Regions from separate parts of the Homo sapiens genome. Here all the other regions are linked to region 2. The links are chromatin contacts, found by Hi-C or POLR2A ChIA-PET in ENCODE. All regions are on one chromosome and are shown on one strand. Each heading gives the region's core, a stretch centred on a gene start or an enhancer-like site at or near the end of the contact. The rest is flanking DNA. Distances are from core to core; before and after follow the strand shown.

Evidence for each region. A loop is a pair of places that touch in the nucleus more often than their neighbours do. ChIA-PET counts read pairs that join two places held with the same protein, here RNA polymerase II (POLR2A). Pooled maps may share reads with other maps.
Region 1: a loop to region 2 is called in a map of prostate gland, with 3 times the contacts of the local background. The contact joins the promoter of TENT4B here to the promoter of ZNF423 in region 2. A Hi-C loop is called at or near these places in 1 of 168 maps with a recorded cell type or tissue (prostate gland), 1 of 37 single-sample maps with no recorded cell type and 14 of 50 pooled maps.
Region 3: a loop to region 2 is called in a map of psoas muscle, with 2.5 times the contacts of the local background. The contact joins the enhancer-like site here to the promoter of ZNF423 in region 2. A Hi-C loop is called at or near these places in 7 of 168 maps with a recorded cell type or tissue (A673, IMR-90, chondrocyte and 4 more) and 12 of 50 pooled maps. POLR2A ChIA-PET finds 5 or more read pairs at or near these places in 2 of 52 experiments (HEK293 and IMR-90).

The regions. Positions count from the first base shown.
Region 1 is chr16:50,151,994-50,154,693 of GRCh38, reverse strand. It overlaps TENT4B (terminal nucleotidyltransferase 4B), which reads right to left and starts at 1,388. Exons shown (of 12, transcript NM_001365324.3): 1 at 435-1,388. The coding sequence starts at 1,072. RefSeq lists silencers at 549-718, 839-888, 1,069-1,168, 1,399-1,558, 1,669-1,838 and 1 more and an enhancer at 1,375-2,332.
Region 2 is chr16:49,854,740-49,857,439 of GRCh38, reverse strand. It overlaps ZNF423 (zinc finger protein 423), which reads left to right and starts at 1,328. Exons shown (of 8, transcript NM_001379286.1): 1 at 1,328-1,705. The coding sequence starts at 1,666. RefSeq lists a silencer at 1,825-2,084.
Region 3 is chr16:49,559,128-49,561,827 of GRCh38, reverse strand. All of the region lies in intron 5 of ZNF423 (zinc finger protein 423), which reads left to right. Among named protein-coding and RNA genes, the nearest start is that of LINC02179, 94 kb to the right of the region's middle. Within about 2 kb of position 1,412, at least 5 of the 41 ENCODE cell types and tissues checked have a DNase peak (open chromatin) inside an H3K27ac peak, as active enhancers do; they include psoas muscle, where a contact is called at or near this core.

The DNA of each region.
Region 1 (2,700 bases), core at 139-2,638, 300 kb before region 2:
ATGTTCTCAGGGAATGAATGATAGGCCCGTGCTAAGCGGTCTCATCTTGAGTTGTGATGATGGGGAAAAAGGTGTGGAGGGCTGGAGGCGGGGTGGTGGTCAAGGGTAGATGTGTTTAACTAAGGGGGATGGGAGGAGAGTGAATGGATAAAGGGGGGGGCCTGGGGAAGGTGTGGACGGTTAAGAGGGAGGGGAGGAAGGTGTGGACGACTAAGGGAGGACAGGAGACGGAGGGTGTGGACGGCTAAGGAGGCTTGGGGAAAGGTGTGAACGACTGGGGGGTTGGGGATGGCCAGCAGCACCCCCGTGCAACAGCAGCGAAGGCAGGCCGTGGGGGTGGCCGCTCCTAGACCCTCACAACCCCCCTCTGTGGGCGTGTGCCCGGCTGCGCATTCGCACCGGCCAGGCCATCGGGCCGCAGAGCCAGCACTCACCCCACGACTCCCTGGTTGTAGTTCCTCCGTTTCCACGGGGTCCCGCTGTACACGACCCCGCCGCCGTCTGCTCGGCCGCCCCCCGCGGCCCGCCCTCCGCTGGGCTGCAGCAGGCTGTAGTTGAGTCCATACGTGCTGGCCTTGTTGTCGCGCTTCCTCTTGTTGCTGCTGCCCGAGGCCGAATCGGCTGGATCGGCGGCGGGGACGGCGGCCGAAGGGTGCGGGGACGAGGACGCCGAGGGAGGCGAGGACGCCGAGGAGCCCGCCCGGCGGGCCCAGGCCCCGGGCTGGTGGTGGTTGTTGTTGTTGTTGGTCGTCTCTAGGGGCAGGAAGTCCCGCTGCTCCGCGGGCAGCGCGTGGCTGCCCAGCAGGCGCTCCCCGGAGCGATACATGCCGGCCGGGGCCGGGGCCGGGGCCGAGGCCGCGCCGCCGGGGCTGCCGGTGCTGCTGCCGCTCCCGCCGGTGGCCGTGCTGCTGCTGCTGCTGCTGCCGCCGCCGCCGCTCGCGCCGCCGCTGCTGTGACAGTGGTGGTTGAAGTAGAGGTTCCTCAGCCCCTGGGTCGTCTCCCAGATCTGCATCCACAGACTGTTGGACGGTCCGAGCTGCTCTGGCTGAAACCAGGCGATCCTCGGATCCATCAAACGGCGGCGGCCGCTGCCCCCGCCCCTCCCGGCCGCCCGCAGGGCCGCCGCCGCCGCCGCCTCAGGCGCACGCCCGGCCTCGGCTGCTGCTGCTGCTGCCGCTGCTGCCGCTGCTGCTGCTGCTGCTGCTCGGGGCCCGCCGCGGGCGGCGCGGTCGCGCAGGGAGCCCGGCCGGCGCCGGCGGCGTCGCTCCCGCCCTCGGGGGCTCCGCGGGCCCTCCCCCCCTCCCTCCGCCCCTCCGCCCCTCCGCCGAGCCCCTGTCACTGGGGTCCCCGTGCAAATGGCGGCGGCGGCGGCGGCGGCTCCACAGAAGAGCGAGCGGCGGCGGCGGCAGCGGCGGCAGCGAGACGCGCCTGCTCCGTAGCGTCCTCGCTCCTCCGGCCCCGGGGCGGGGCCTCTGCCGGCTCCGCCCCTCTCGCTCCGCCCCCCCCCCCCACCGCCCCGCCCTCACGCGCTCGCCCCGCCCCCGCTGCGCCGCGCAGCAGCCCGGGAGGCCTCGCCGTGCGTCACAGAGGCCGCGGCGCGACGGGGCCGCAACCGCCTGGCCCAACCGTACTTGCGCCATCTGTGGAGTGCTCCCACGTACCTGGGCGTCCGGGAGCTTCTGAGGCGCGCGCGGCTTCTCCGCCTCGGCTTCCCCGGTGCTGAGCGTGGACGAGGCCGCATGGAGGTTGCCGCCCGCCCCGCAGGGAGCGCGTTGTGGGAGGTGCCACTCCGCCCCTCGCTCCTCGCCCCTCCCATCCCTGTGGCCGCCGGATCCCGGGCCCTCGCAACCCTTCCTGACGTCTTGGCTTCTGCCTGCTTTCTAAAACACTTTCTTTTTAAAAAAAAAAAAAAAAAAAAAAACAGCCTATAACACTTTTTCTGGTGGCGTGGGGACACGCCCCCTGCCCGAGCGTGTGCCCCGGGGTCCTGACGCGGGCTGCGCGAGACCCTGCACGGCTACGTGTGCCCCGCCCTGCTGCGCCCTGGCCGGGGTGGGGGACCCCTCACCCCGGCCTGAGGCCACAGAAACCTGTACCCCATGCATAGCCCTGGGGGAGACCACTAAGACTGAGAGTGTGAGCCAAGGGCGGAAAGCCGCAGCCGCACACTCAACCCACTTTACAGGGACACGCAAACACGTGTAGATGCACAGAGAAGCAGACACACTCCTGCGCGGCGTAGCAAAGACGCTCTCCTGCCCTAAGGTGCACCAACAGCCTTAGAAAGCTCTTCTGAGTTCAGCATTAAATTTTAAGAAAACCCAAAACCTTTTAATCCTAAAATGAAGATTTAGCATCAGCAAAGATTGTCCACTAGGTCGTTATTTGCATGTCTTTCAAATCTCAGTGGTTAAAAAGCCAAGGAAAGGGGAATGTTAAGTATTTTAAATCAAGAGACTAAAAGAAAGTAAGTGAACAGCTTCTATGTGGGCCCTTTAAGGTTGGTCCAACGTCCAGAACAAGTCCCTGATGCCTGATATTGGCCTTCCATTTTGGGAGCTCAATATCCTGGAAAGTTTTTATGACAAATAGTGGAAAACTATCAAAGAACTAAGTGTCGCTCTACCTTTTTCTTTCTTTCGAGACTAACTCTTGCTCTGTCATCTGGAGTTCAGTGACTCATTCACAGCTCACTGCAGG
Region 2 (2,700 bases), core at 79-2,578:
GCTTGACAGCCGCGTGGGCCCTAAGTGTGTTCCCTCCTCCTGCCCCCGGTGCAGCCAGCGCCCGAGCCCCGGCCCCGCGTGCTGGTGCGGTGCCCGCGCCCGCGCCGTGCCTGCCGCCGCCGCCGCCGCCGCCACCACGGTCCGGGTTTTGCGGGCGGCCGGAGCTGTATTTCCAGCGCTGTCCATCGCTCGGTGCTGTTGGCCCTCTCTCCGTCTGATCCGAGCCGGAGCAGTGCGGGGCGCCCCACGGGATCAGAGCGCTCCCCCGCCGGGACTCCGCTCCTCACATCCTCCTGCTGGGACCCGGCTACATTTCCAGCCAAGCCTGGCTTTATTATGTGTCTCTGCAGTGCAGCCCCAGCAGCCGGATCGGGAGGAGGAGAGCCAGCGACCACAAAGAAGACAGGAGCGCGAGGGAGGCTGGCGGGCGGGCCGGCGCCGGCTGGAGCGCGGAGGAGCCGGGGCGCAGCCGCCGCCGCCGCTGCCCAGGAGGACGGGAGCCCGGCCGCCGCCGCCGCCGCCTGCTCGTCCTCCTCTTCCGCCACCGCGGCCGCCGCCTCCCCCCTCTCCGAGCCCCTGGCCCATGGAGGCAGCTAGCGGGGCCGGCGACTTGGCACCGGCCTGGGGATCGGCTGCGCGCCTCGCGCTGAGCACCGCAGCCCGAGGGCAGGCAGCGGCGGCCCGGCGCACGGGCTGAGCGATGCCCGGGGCACGGGCGCGCCTGCCGGCCGCCGCCTGAGCGCCCCCGCGCGCCCCTTCCTCCTCCGGGGGGCCGGCGCCGGGCCGATCCGAGAGCCAGAGAAGGGGGCGTGAGCCAGGGGCCCCGAGCCGCGGCTTCCGAGCCACTGCGGCCGTTTCGAGCCTCCCCTCCAAGTAGGCTGAGTTGAGGGACCCCCGCCCCCCATCCATCATAATCTCCAAACCAGGCGCTTGGGCATTTTTGAGCCATTAATATTTATTATTTTTTTTTGTGCGGCAGGGGATAATTCGAAGGCTTCTTTTTTTTTTTTTTCCTGGGGGGTACTGAGCTTCCGCGCTCCCGACCGCCTCCCGGTCTCCTCCCCCCTTGAGATACCCTCGACTCCAGCCCCGTTCCCCCTCCTCAGATGGGTTCATTGTGAGCTCCGCACCGGGCTGCGTGGCCGGACGCCTGCAAACTTTGCACAAAAATCCGGCAAGGGGCGGAGGAGGAGGAGAAGGAGGAGGAGGGTGAGGGTGGCGGTAGGGTGGGGGAGGGAAGGAGGGGGCCGCAGGGGCCGGGGGCCGGCGGGGGGTTGGGAGGAGGAGGGGGGCGGCTTTTTTTTTTTTTTTTTTTTTTTTTTTTTTGCATAACTCGGCTCGGCCGAGTGGCCTCCGGACTCCCCGCGCCGCTGGGACCGCCGCTTGGATCGGGAGCCCCGGACTGCCGCATTGCAACAGGCAGGGCCCCGGCGCGCCCCCCGGGCCTCCCCCCGCCTTCGAGCGGCCTCGGCCGGCCCGGGCTGCCCCCCCAAGGGAGGCCGCCCCGGACCTGCGGTCCGCTCCCCACAGCCGCCAACCGGGCTGCAAAAAAAAAAGTTTCCAAGAGACAGGCGGAGGAGAAGGGGGAGAAGGGCTGCCCGGAGCGGCGGGGGGCGGCGGGGGGAGCCGGCTGCGGAGGGCGACGGAGCGCCCGGAGCCCCGGACATGTCCAGGCGGAAGCAGGCGAAGCCGCGCTCGGTGAAAGGTGAGCGAGCGAGGCCCGGCGGAGGCGCGAGCGAGCGAGCGAGGAGGGAGGGAGCGAGGGAGGAGGGACCGGCGAGCGGGCTGGCTGCCGGGGACCCGCGCGAGCGAGCCGAGAGGAGGAGGAGGAGGCGGCAGAGGAGGCGGAGGCGGAGGCGGAGGCGGAGGAGGGGGAGGAGGAAGCCGGGAGCAGGAGGCGGAGGCGGCGGCGGCGGCGGCGGCGGCGGAGGGGGTACGCCGCGGACACCCTCCCTGCCCGGACTCGGCGCCGTCGCCCTTGGGGGACCCAGGCCTGGGGGCGCCGCTAAGGGGCCCTTGCCGCTCCCTCCGTGCGGGGCCCGGGCCCGTGTGGCCAATCAAGGGGTGCTGGCCCGACTTGGCGGGGATTGCGAATCTCGGCGGCGGCGGGCGGGCGACAGGAGGAAGGAAGAGGCGGCGAGGACGGGCGCCCGGCAGGCCGACCGCTCCTCGCTGGCCCCGGGCCTCGCTGGCTCTCTCTGGCCCCTGCCTGGTCGCCCGAGGACGCGGGGAGCGGCGGGCGCTGTCGGCGAGCGCCCCGGGCGCCGCGCCCTCGCCCCGGCCGCCTGGCGCCCCCTCCCGCCCCTGCCCAGGCCTTCTCCCGGCCCGGGCCCCTGCACTTCCTGCCTCCTCCACCGAGGCCCACCGGGCAGGGAGCCTCCGCCAGGAGTTCATTGTCTGCACGGCGCCGGCGGGACGCAGGTCCTCAGGGGAGCTCAGCGGCCGCGGTGCGCGCCCCTCCGCGGAGGGCGCCCCGGATCTGACCCCGGGCACCGGCACCCTGGATCTGACCCCGGGCACCGGCACCCTCGACACCCAGGCCGGCTTTCTGTGCTGGCTCCCCGGGGTGCGCGCGTTTGTGGGGAGCTGCAGATATATAGATACACACACCCATCCCTTCGTCTCCACGCTTTGCTTTCTATTTCCAGCGAGGGCCCCCAGCTCGAGGGGACCCCTGGAGAGTAGAGGCCCCGGGGAAAG
Region 3 (2,700 bases), core at 163-2,662, 300 kb after region 2:
ATAAAGAATGCATCCAGAACACATCCATTTTTCAGCAAGTGCTGCATGGATTATAAAATTTATTATCAATAAAATTATTCATTTGTGCCCTATACCGCACTTAATGCACCTGAAGTGAGAAATTAGAAGTGTGTTTAATTCTGGGGCTGGAAGAAAATACAAGTGCAGCAAATTTGCAGTAATAGGAGAAAGTTAATGCCTGGCAAAAAAAGGAATCAATTTAGTGATTGCTTTTATATTTTGGAAGAGCAGATTGGTTTTTCATGCTTTTTTATGATAAAAGCATACAGATTCACTTAGATCCATGGTTTTCATATTGCTTTCGAAGAATAAAGAGAGGTTATGGATTAAGGGGAGTATACAAAGGTTAAAAGTACGTGCATGTCATCTGTATTCTGTGTATCTGGTGCATATATGTAATATATATGTGTATATATCTATATATGCCTCTATACATCTATATACACACATACCCCCAGTAAAGTAGATGTAGTTACAATATAGTTGGTAAATATTTAATAACTCACTGTCCGATAAAAAACAGAATTTTGATTTTGTAGCCTTTGCCGATTTCTGTGGTGTAAATACTCCCACTGTGGGCCAATTTCAGTCTACCAATATCATTTCGCTGAATCTGGAGTTGGGAAGAGAAACGCACAGTTGGCTCTCAGGAGTCAGTATGAACTGGCTCTAGCACAGCCCTGTTTTATATGTGCACATGTACGTGCATATAGACAGACACATATTATCTCTATGGTTTAAGAAAAAAAGAAAGGAGACATAAATGCTATCCATCAGTTTGAGCCCTGAGTATCATCTCTGTGTTTTCCCAAGTGCCAGCCTCCTTTAGTGAATTTGCATGTACATTTTATTCAAGTAAAGAGCAGCCTCCTGCCCTGGAAACACGGTGACTTTATTTTCATTAAGTTCCACGTGCTAAAGGAAAAAAGAAAAGAAGAAAAGAAGAGGTGAAGAAGGAGGGGGAGAATCCAGGCTTGGCTTCCCTTGCATTAGCAACACTGGCTTGTCTTCAGCGTACTCGGCCGACTCGCCTCGGTTTTTATCCAGCCATTGTTCTTTTTACACCGAGTTTGCACACTGTGGCGTGTCTGGGGAATTTCAGCAGTTGGAATATACATGAAAAGAGTTCCGTTCCACTTTCATAAGGTCCCTGGATGGCTTGGACGAGGCCTCAAGGCCCCATGGTAGAGCCGGCACCACATTCATATTCCTTCCCACACCACACACGATAGCACGAAGCCCAGACCAATCGAAAACTTGACAGTAAGCCTTTTGATTTTGCGGGGAAACCTTCATCATGCTGCGAGAGGGAAGGGAATATAGCCCAAACTGGACTTCATACTGTGGCAAGCTTGAAATCCCAGCCCAACCGCAGAGCTGGCTGATTGGAATTGTTGGAAACTGTGTCCAGGAATTCGGCTGCAAGAACTTGGCTCACAGCAACTTCGGCCTTTTTGAAAGAAAAATTGTCAACTGGGAGAGCCACTTGGGGCCTGGGTTTAATCTGTCCAGGCAGTAAAGATTCACGGAAATGATTGGCCAAGTTTCCCTAAAATGCTCAGAGCTCCTGCCTATTTGGGGACTCTGGGGGTGGGAAGGAGCAGGCTCACTGGCTCCTGGTGACAGCTGTCGTCACTGCCGTGATGATGGCAGTTGTCACCGGCTTCGATGCTATTGCTATTTTGTTAATCGCCAACCTGCTGCTTGTGAGATAGCAGAATCAGAGGTGCAAACAAAGCCATACAGAGCATATGTTCTACTCGGTACCCTGCTCTCAGGCTACTGTGACAGGGTGGCAATTTTCTGGGCACACCTTTTGCCCTGGCAAAGTCACCATGACATTTAGACAGCCAAAGACCAAAGAGAGACTAACATTGAAATCATAGATGTGTGCTGGGTAAATCTACAAGCAGTGGTACCGTTTGCACCTCTCTTGGGAGGACATCTGTGGGCTTTCTTGACTGGGATCGTGCCTTCAGTTTACTCATCTTTGTTTGAAAATGTTAGTGAATATGGGACCCTGCTATGAAATACCCATGAAATTCTAGCATCTGGGTACATTGGCCAGCAATGTCCTGATGATACTGATGTAGACAGTAGACCTTGGTTCAAATGCACAAAAGATGGAGCTTGGCGAAGGTCCAAAGAGCCAGGAATCAGGAGCAGACCGCCCACAGGAAAACATGTTGTCATCAACTCTTCTTCCTTGACAAGGATATTAAGTCCTGGTCTTTTCAGTGGGGGAAGATTCATCCTCTTGGGGCAGAGATAAGTCAGTGATGTTGAGATAGGTTTGGGTCCAACCACTCATTCTGCAGCAGGAGAGAGTTGGAGGAATTTCATCAGGGATGGATGGAGACTGGTGAGGATGTTCCCTGGGGCCTCCTAGAAAGATTAGGGGAAATCTCTCGCCATCTGGCCCCATGCTGATGCTCCAGCCCACCATACCTCATTAGCAGAGAAGGCTTTGCTTTTCTGTTTTTCTTTTTATTTCCCGTACTGTACCCTGTTCCCTGACCCCCTTTGGTACTGAGTAGGAAAGTACAAAGCGGGAAGTGGCAATATCCCAGGGCTTTGCCCCTTTTGTGTGGCCAAGCCACAGATAAGTCAGTAGACCTCTCTGGGACTCGCTTTCTCTGTCCATGAGATGGAGAGTACTCCCCACCCCAGACATACAAC